3 separate regions of the Homo sapiens genome follow, and all the other regions are linked to region 1. A link is a contact called in ENCODE Hi-C or POLR2A ChIA-PET data. All regions are on one chromosome and are shown on one strand. Each heading gives the region's core, a stretch centred on a gene start or an enhancer-like site at or near the end of the contact. The rest is flanking DNA. Distances are from core to core; before and after follow the strand shown. Region 1 holds the start of COCH (cochlin). Region 2 has its middle 22 kb from the start of HECTD1. Region 3 holds the start of G2E3 (G2/M-phase specific E3 ubiquitin protein ligase).

The links. Hi-C counts contacts between places; a loop is a spot of excess contacts on that map. ChIA-PET counts read pairs that join two places held with the same protein, here RNA polymerase II (POLR2A). Pooled maps may share reads with other maps.
Region 2: a pooled map shows a loop between it and region 1 (2.6-fold over the local background). The contact joins the enhancer-like site here to the promoter of COCH in region 1. A Hi-C loop is called at or near these places in 1 of 50 pooled maps. POLR2A ChIA-PET finds 5 or more read pairs at or near these places in 3 of 52 experiments (B cell, Caco-2 and activated T-cell).
Region 3: a map of HepG2 shows a loop between it and region 1 (2.2-fold over the local background). The contact joins the promoter of G2E3 here to the promoter of COCH in region 1. A Hi-C loop is called at or near these places in 1 of 168 maps with a recorded cell type or tissue (HepG2), 2 of 37 single-sample maps with no recorded cell type and 9 of 50 pooled maps. POLR2A ChIA-PET finds 5 or more read pairs at or near these places in 2 of 52 experiments (H1 and naive thymus-derived CD8-positive, alpha-beta T cell).

Annotation. Positions count from the first base shown.
Region 1 is chr14:30,873,123-30,875,915 of GRCh38, forward strand. COCH (cochlin) reads left to right here and starts at 1,437. Exons shown (of 12, transcript NM_004086.3): 1 at 1,437-1,469; 2 at 1,794-1,850; 3 at 1,934-1,981. The coding sequence starts at 1,817. RefSeq lists a silencer at 999-1,518.
Region 2 is chr14:31,228,487-31,231,279 of GRCh38, forward strand. No RefSeq gene overlaps it. Among named protein-coding and RNA genes, the nearest start is that of HECTD1, 22 kb to the left of the region's middle. Within about 2 kb of position 1,430, at least 19 of the 41 ENCODE cell types and tissues checked have a DNase peak (open chromatin) inside an H3K27ac peak, as active enhancers do.
Region 3 is chr14:30,557,834-30,560,626 of GRCh38, forward strand. It overlaps G2E3 (G2/M-phase specific E3 ubiquitin protein ligase), which reads left to right and starts at 1,325. Exons shown (of 15, transcript NM_017769.5): 1 at 1,325-1,439. All of the region lies in intron 3 of G2E3-AS1 (G2E3 antisense RNA 1), which reads right to left. RefSeq lists an enhancer at 991-1,180.

The DNA of each region.
Region 1 (2,793 bases), core at 187-2,686:
AAGACATTCAGGTAGTAAAGGGAATGAAATCAACACTCCTTAGTTGCCTGATACAAATACTAAGTCATTCCAATCAGGAAGATAGTTGTAATTAAGACTACTACACTAGTTGACTTCCAGGTGATGGTGGTGTATTTGTTTCTCAGTATAAAATGGCATGGGAATACTTTTCAACAATAAAAAGAAAGGAAGTACTGTTCTATAATGCCTCATGGATGAACCTCAAAAACATTCTGTGCAGTGAAGGAAGCCGCACAATGTATAATCCCATCTATAAGAAACGACCACTAAGAAAAATCTATAGAGACAGGAAATAGGTTAGTGATTGCCTAGGACTAGGAGTGGGAGAAGAGACTGACTGACAATGGCGAGGAGATCATTTTGGGGAGGATGAACCTGTTCTGAAATTGGCTTGTGGTGATGGTTGTACAGCTCTGAAAATTTACTAAACATCATTGAACTGTACACTCAAAACGGATGGATTTTATGGCATGTAAATTGTAACTAAATAAGGCTATTTGAAAAAGTTTATATTGTACCAGAAAGGTTAGCGTCTGGGCCTGGGTCTGGTTCTTCCGCTGCCATGCAGGTCGCCTGTCACTAACACTCCTCAAGAATTCTGCTCCTTCTCCATTTCCATTTGTAAAACGTTAGCAGGATGGTGCGGGGAGAAGGAGAACACATTATCAAATCTGAGATTCTGTGCAGTCACAAGACACCAAGTCTGGGAATTTCGAAAGGCAATCAGGCATAAATTCTTCCTGAGGTGAGAAAGAAGCAAAGGTACCGGCTGCTGGGGTCAGGGCTGTCTCACACGCGTGGCTCTAGGCAGGAGCACAAATTGAACCACTGGGGAAAGTAGGACTCCAGCAGAAACGAAGGCGCAAGGCCGAATCCCTAAGGTCCAACGAGCTAGCAGTCAGTTGACAGGGTTTCTAACAAAAACGCGGCATGCGTTTACCAAACCTAGGGTGGTTTTATTTCAGAAGTAGGAACTCTTTCCACGAGAGCACCAAGTTGAGAAGTTCGGTTCTCAGGCCGCGTGGACCTGACAGCTCTCAGAAGCTCCAGGCCTCGCTGGGTGGGGCGGGTAGCGGCCGCCGCTGCCTCAGCAGCCCTGGTCCCGGCAGAGCAGGGCTGGCGAGGCCGCTGCTGCCGCCGTCGGGGCCGCCGGCCCTCCACACTCGTTGAGACGCCGGCACGGGGACCTTCGTGCCCCTCTAGGGACTGGCGCCGCGTCCAGGTGGCCGAGCCTGCGCTGCTGGAGGAGGCGCCTCCGCGCCGGCCTCACCCCGGGGCCGGCAGGGGGCGAAGGCGGAGCTGGAAGTCGCCGCCGGGCCCCGGGGGACCGGCTCCCGCGCTTCCTCCCGCGCCCCCCGCACAGTGCTCATGCGCACGGCCCAGCCTTTATAGCGGCCGCGGGGGCCTTGCCTTCCGCACTCGGGCGCAGCCGGGTGGATCTCGAGCAGGTGCGGAGCCCCGGGCGGCGGGCGCGGGTGCGAGGGATCCCTGACGCCTCTGTCCCTGTTTCTTTGTCGCTCCCAGCCTGTCTGTCGTCGTTTTGGCGCCCCCGCCTCCCCGCGGTGCGGGGTTGCACACCGATCCTGGGCTTCGCTCGATTTGCCGCCGAGGCGCCTCCCAGACCTAGAGGGGCGCTGGCCTGGAGCAGCGGGTCGTCTGTGTCCTCTCTCCTCTGCGCCGCGCCCGGGGATCCGAAGGGTGCGGGGCTCTGAGGAGGTGACGCGCGGGGCCTCCCGCACCCTGGCCTTGCCCGCATTCTCCCTCTCTCCCAGGTGTGAGCAGCCTATCAGTCACCATGTCCGCAGCCTGGATCCCGGCTCTCGGCCTCGGTGGGTGCGCGCCCCTCACGACCCCGGCCCCTTGCTCCGCTGGGTGGAGGCTGGAGCCAGCCCTCACGCTTCTCTCTTCGCAGGTGTGTGTCTGCTGCTGCTGCCGGGGCCCGCGGGCAGCGAGGGAGCCGGTGAGTGGGGGAGCTGGGGTGCGTCCAGGCGGTCGCAGGGGCTGAGCACCAGCGGGTACAAGCGGGACTCAGATCCAGCCCCTTGGGCTTCAGCCCTACCGCCTGAGGAGGAAGGCGCGAAGGTTGAGCCGCCGCGTGGCGCGCCCGCGTTAACCCCTGCAGCCGATCTGCTCCTGCTCACCTGTTTCTCCCATGGTAGGGGGCCCCTGGGGTCCAGTGGGGGGACGTTCTCCAAGAGCACTAGGAAGAAGGCCTCCTCCAGGCCCACCCACAGCCCCAGACCCCGGGCCCGCTGAGCGCCGGCAGCAGGAGGTCGAGGAAGGAGGACTCCTTGAGCCTCACCGAGGAGCGCACCAGTCCTGGGCTCTGCTGCGTTTGGGGGTGGAGGAGAAGCCGCCCAGACCCGACTTCAGGTTGCCGTAGCCGAGAGAGAGGGAGGCGAACGTCGCTGTCCCACCTTGTTTGACTCGCTAGCTATGTTTCTAGGTGTAACCCCTATAATCAGAAGCACTCGCGGTCTCACTCTACACGCTAGAGAGTTTAAAAAGTTTGTACCACGTGTAGAGGTCCGGGTATGGGTGTGTGGTTTGGTGTATTTTCCAGTGTAAAAGGCAACGCTTTCCTAAGAGCTACCGTTTGTTTTCCTTGAAAGTAGGAATGAGGGTTAAGTATCCCTCATGGCTGTATTTCTCCCGCTCTACTTAACAAAAGTCAGTGTTCGCAACTAAAGGCGGTCGGTCTTGGCACCGGATTCCGATGCCGCCCCCATCTCAGCGGAAAATGGGAGGAAGGATTAAGGCTGTTTGATGATA
Region 2 (2,793 bases), core at 180-2,679, 360 kb after region 1:
TTGAATATTAGCAGGGCTATCAGTTACACTTAGAACACTAAAGTAGTTGTTGGTGATTCATTATAGGTGAGTTTTGGCCTTTTGCTCCTGTCCAAGTTGGAAACACCTTCCACACTCAGGTTTTGTTGGTTAATAAAGTTTTGACCACAGTAATTCCTGAATATTAATGAAAAGAGTGAGTCAAAGTAGTAAATGACCTGGTTAATATGTACTGGTATGATTCAAACTTACTATACAAAGATACTCATTCTAAGGAACTTACTTTGTCCTTCTCAATCTTGAGGAAAGTTAGCTATATTGAGTGTTCTGCAATCTCACTAACCATTGCATAATTTTCCTTATGATATCCTACTTTATCAAGGGGTGGTTAGCCTTTGCCTTACTCTCTTCCAGCTTTTTAAAAACACATTCTTTGTAACCAAATAAAAATGAAATCTGTTTTATTCTTCTTTCACACTCAAAACAAGCTTTTGATATTCTTGGAGTTTTTGTTTTGTTTAGCAAAATCAACCTATGTCCTTTCATTAATGGTCTGGAATCTTATTAGCAAACAAAATTTGCAGGTGGCTTTTATGTTACTGTTAGTATCACACTGTGTACAGAGGGGACATGGAAGACACTAAAAATAACTAATCTAACCTCAGTAAATGTACTGCACTATATGGGCTGAATATTCTCACAGACTTAAAGCTCTGAGTAAGATAGTATTCATTCCTAGAACAAATGATAATTGAAATCTTTATTCTCTTCTCTTTTAGGGTTCCCCACTTCCTCTTTCCCCCTAACCTGGGCATAGCTACAGGGTTTGTGTGTGTGTGTGTGTGTGTGTGTGTGTGTAAAGAAATGACTTGTAGTCTCAAAAAACTAAGCACAGAACCTTCTTTGCATAGTGATTTCTTCTATCATATACATTCTATATTGTCACATTCATGAAATTACAACAGAATTTGTAATAATACAGCAATGGCTGTTCTCCATTTGAACTATTTTAGTCACTGAAAAAAGTGTGGTGCCTCTGTCAAAGATTTACTTATATATTACCAATGGATTAATAGAAATATATTGAATGTTGATTAATTTGTTTCTTCTAGTTCTTTAATTCTAATATTAAGTTTATTTGAAGCTACAACCCATAAGTGTCCAGCTTTTCATTTCTTTCATAAATAAAGCTGGAAGTGATTATAAGTTCATATCCTCATTTGCTTCTGATTGATGCTTCCTTATAGGCTCTTTCTCCCCACCCCTCTGCTCCTCCCCAGTGTTACACAACACTACGGAGCCAGGAACACAATGTCAACTGTCAACGTCTTTCTAAAGGCAGTGGGTGATATTTACACACGTAAGCTGCTGGCACTAACAAGGTGACTGGAGTCAAATGTAAACCACGGGTTTATCATTCCCAGTCAAATATATTGTGCAATGGGGTAGCAATAGGCACTGTGTGAAAGGTTGCCTAACAAGCCGCCAGCCTTAGGATTAGTCAGCTCCTTGCTGTGAGATGTGTGTGAGCGAGATACTGGAGGTCTCTGGTGATAGAAAAGCACGCTGGCCAATGGCAAGAACCAAAAGGAGGGGAAACTCAATTTTTTGGCAAACAATTTGAATCTTAGCAAAAGACCTTTGTTCTCTGAGGTGCAGAGGCTGAGAGGTTACTGAGAAACATCCAAGAAAAGGACGTTCTCTGTGAAAACTTCCCCTCCTATACAAAACTTTATAAACTGGTACGATTTCTGGCCATTTAAATTTATAGTGAAATCAAAACATGTTTCTGGGGAAATCTTTTTTTTCTTTTCGTAATAAAAGTTGTAATTATTATTTTTTTAAGACAGAGCCTCGATCTGTCGCCCAGGCTGGAGTGCAGTGGCACTATCTCGGCTCACTGCCACCTCCACCTCCCAGGTTCAAGTGATTCTCCTGTCTCAGCCTTCTGAGTAGCTGGGATTACAGGTGTGCACCACCACGCCCAGCTAATTTTTTTTATTTTTAGTAGAGACGGGGTTTCACCATGTTGGCAGGCTGGTCTCGAACTCCTGACCTCAAGTGATCTACCCACCTTGACCTCCCAAAGTTCTGGGAATACAGGCGTGAGCAACCGTGTCTGGCCCAAAAATTTTAATTATTAAAAACAACATAAACAGACTATAGGAAATTAGAAAAACAAAGCAAGGAGAAAAACACTCATAATCCCTTTTGCTAAAACCCAACTATATCACAGTAGCATACATTCTTATTATCTGAACTGTTTTTCATGGTTGTAATCACATGGTTATTTTTGTCATGTGATCATTTTTGGTAACTTGTAAGATTATTTCTTTCTATAGGGTGCTACCTAACAATATTTTAAATAACTGAATAATATTCCATTCACCATATGGTTGAACTAACATTCACTTTATTCCAACAAATAGGCTATTTCCATTTTATGTTTTTATTATAAATAACACTGACATAAACATAACTTGAAATACAGCTTTTCTTACGAAAAATTGTTTTAATTTAAGGTGATTTATATTAAGTATAAAGCTTGCATAAAGCATATAAGAAAAGCTTAAAGAAAAATAATAAAATGGTGAAACCTCATCTCTACTATAAATACAAAAATTAGCCAGGCATTGTGGCACACACTTGTAGTCCCAGCTACTCGGAAGGCTGAAGCACGACAATGGCTTGAACCTGGGAGGCGGAGGTTGCAGTGAGCTGAGATTGCACCACTGCACTCCAGCCTGGGCAACGGAGTGAGTCTCCATCTCAAAAAAAAAAAAAAAAAAAAAAAAAAGAAAGAAAGAAGAAAGA
Region 3 (2,793 bases), core at 75-2,574, 320 kb before region 1:
TACACACCCCCTGTGTCAGATTACCTGTAGCATAGGTTCTCAGAAATCTAGTAAACCTTTCAAACTGTATTTTTTTTTTTTTTTTTTTTTTTTTTTTGAGACAGAGCCTCGCTCTGTCGCCCAGGCTGGAGTGCAGTGGCGCAATTTCTGCTCACTGCAAGCTCCGTCTCCCGGGTTCACACCATTCTCCTGCCTCAGCCTCCCGAGTAGCTGGGACTACAGGCGCCTGCCATCACGCCCAGCTAATTTTTTGTACATTTAGTAGAGACGGGGTTTCACCATGTTAGCCAGGATGGTCTCGATCTCCTGACCTCGTGATCCACCCGCCTCGGCCTACCAAAGTGCTGGGATTACAGGCGTGAGCCACCGCGCCCGGCCCTCAAACTGTATTTTTGACAAAGGCTAAAGGTATGCTGTCATGGTTTGGTTTGTACTGATCCGTTTAGGTAATTCAATGTTATTAGATGTGAGGATGATCTGGTGGCAACATCAATCACAGCCATAAAGGTCAGAGTTATTTAGCGCCCCTCACCCCCTAGCATTTCCAGTCCTTCCTTTAGTTTCTGGAAGCTCCCAGATGTCTCTTCAGAAGCTTAAGACGTTTTGGATCAAAGACATACTGTGGTCCTCGATAAAGGAAAAGATACTGTTGTTTCAATAATCTCACGGGACAATACTTAATAATCTCGTAAAGTGAGCCCTTATCTGAGGGGGGAAATAAAATTTATTGCCTTCTAACACCATCAAATAGTTTATTTGAGACCAGGAATTGGTCCGACCACTTATTTTCAACTTTTGGCTGAATACGGGTGAACTTGGCTTTTTGTTTTCCCTAAACCCAGGACAGAAATAAATTAAAAGCCCTGACTGTGCCGGGATAGGACTGAGAGGCCCAGGAAAGGCTGCACTAAGTACTTGGAGGGTTTGTTTTTTTCCTTCTTGCTGCTGCTGCTGTTTCCTCGAGGATGAAGGGAAAGATAAAACCCTCCTGCCTCCGTTCGTGCTTTCATTCGCCCCATTCCTCGAAGGTGACGAAACTTCAGCACATCTCTGTCCATTTTGGAAAAAAGAGGATCCCCTCAAGAGCAAATAGGCGGAAACAATGACCCCGCGCCCGGAGTTTTTCTGAGCTCCTAAATAGGGAGAGAGACCCGACAAAACAAACAAGCGAAGGCGACACAGCCAGGTTAGCACCGAGCAGCAGCGCAGGAGCGCCAGAAGGGCGGGAGCACACGGGCCCTTCCCCACAGCCAGCGCCTCCGCGGGTCCCACCCCTCGAGGGCGGGGCCGACCGCTCTTTCCGGGTTTGCGAGCGGAAGTGGACGAATTTGAATCCTGTGGGCCGTTGAATGTGGCTGCTCGCGGTCGGCGTGCCCCGACGTACAGCGGGCCGGGAAAAGTGGCACTGAGGCTCTGGAACTTCTGCCCAGCTCTCCTTGGTGAGTAAATGGGGAACGGGAAGACGCAGAACGTTCCAGAGAGAGAAGCAGGACCGTGGGGTGGGAGAGGGTGTCAGGAGGCCGGACGTCGCAGCCGGGGCCTCGCAGTGCTTTTGGGGACGTCTGGTGCTGGGGCCCGGCCTGGAGACTAAGGGAATTCGGGGCACTGGGGGCGTTTGCTGGACCAGCGCTCTCGACGGTTGCGCACGCCAGCCAGCTCTCAGTGTTGAGGATTCGGAGGCCCTGCCGGTCCCCCGCGAGTAAACCTTGTTTATACGCATCCTCCGTGGCTTTTTTTAAACCCGTAGTTTATTATTTCCACCAATTCGGCTCGAATGCTGAAATTTTAACAGTAGTTAAATCTCACTGTGAAGGCGTTGCCACGTTTAAACAAATCTCTTTTAATGAAAGATGGAAGGTTGGGGCGGGTTTAGAATGAAAAGATGCTCTACGTGGCTCCGCGTTCCTCCTGAGAGAGATACCCGGGCAACCTTGATTAACTCTGGACTGCAGGGAAGTGACAGTCTTTGAAATGCCTGAGTGGGATTTAAACTGAAATTCGAGTGTCCTTTGTATTTAAAACCCGGATATTTTTCTTTCACGGTTGACATTTTTCATGTACCGCAAAAATCCGAGACTCCTATTTAAACCGGCTGTGGTAACAGCGGTGGTGATTAACTAGGGTCTTAGTTTGCAAACAATAGGGATAAGGTTTAGTTCCACCGCCCTGCCTTTTCGCCTCCCTCATTCATTGGCCAACTGGGTTATTATGGAGTCTTTTTGGAAGTAATCCACTAATGCTTTGAGCATCTGTTTCTTTGGGTTTTATTGTTTTGGGCTTTTTTTTTTTTAATTTTTAATGATGAACTATCTGAAATATGGAACTCTGTCTAACCCAGTAGTAAAGTCATGCCTTCTGGAATGGTTTAAAAGTGTGCCATAAATGTAAACTATAAATGGGAACTTTAAATGTGTACAAGTTTTACATCTTTATTAAAAATCGTCAGTTTTGTGTAGCTTAATACGAAAAGATATTTTAAGTTCCTTTTAAGGTTTTAACACCAGGATATTGTACCATTTAAATGTATAAATATATTTTTAAAAGTAGGACTTCATAATAATCAGAATAAAAACATTCCTTCATCCAGTGCTGGCTATTCCAGCACCCCCATTCTTCCTGCTATTGAACTTTTAAGTGTTAGCCAGGAAGAATAGACTTAAATACTCGGTGTTTAGGATAGTTAAAATATGAGCATTTTTCATATAGTGTCTTTGTAACAGAGACATTGGCTATACTTCTCTAAGCCTTTCTGCTCATTTCATATGTGCTGTCAACAAATGGTAATTTTTAAAA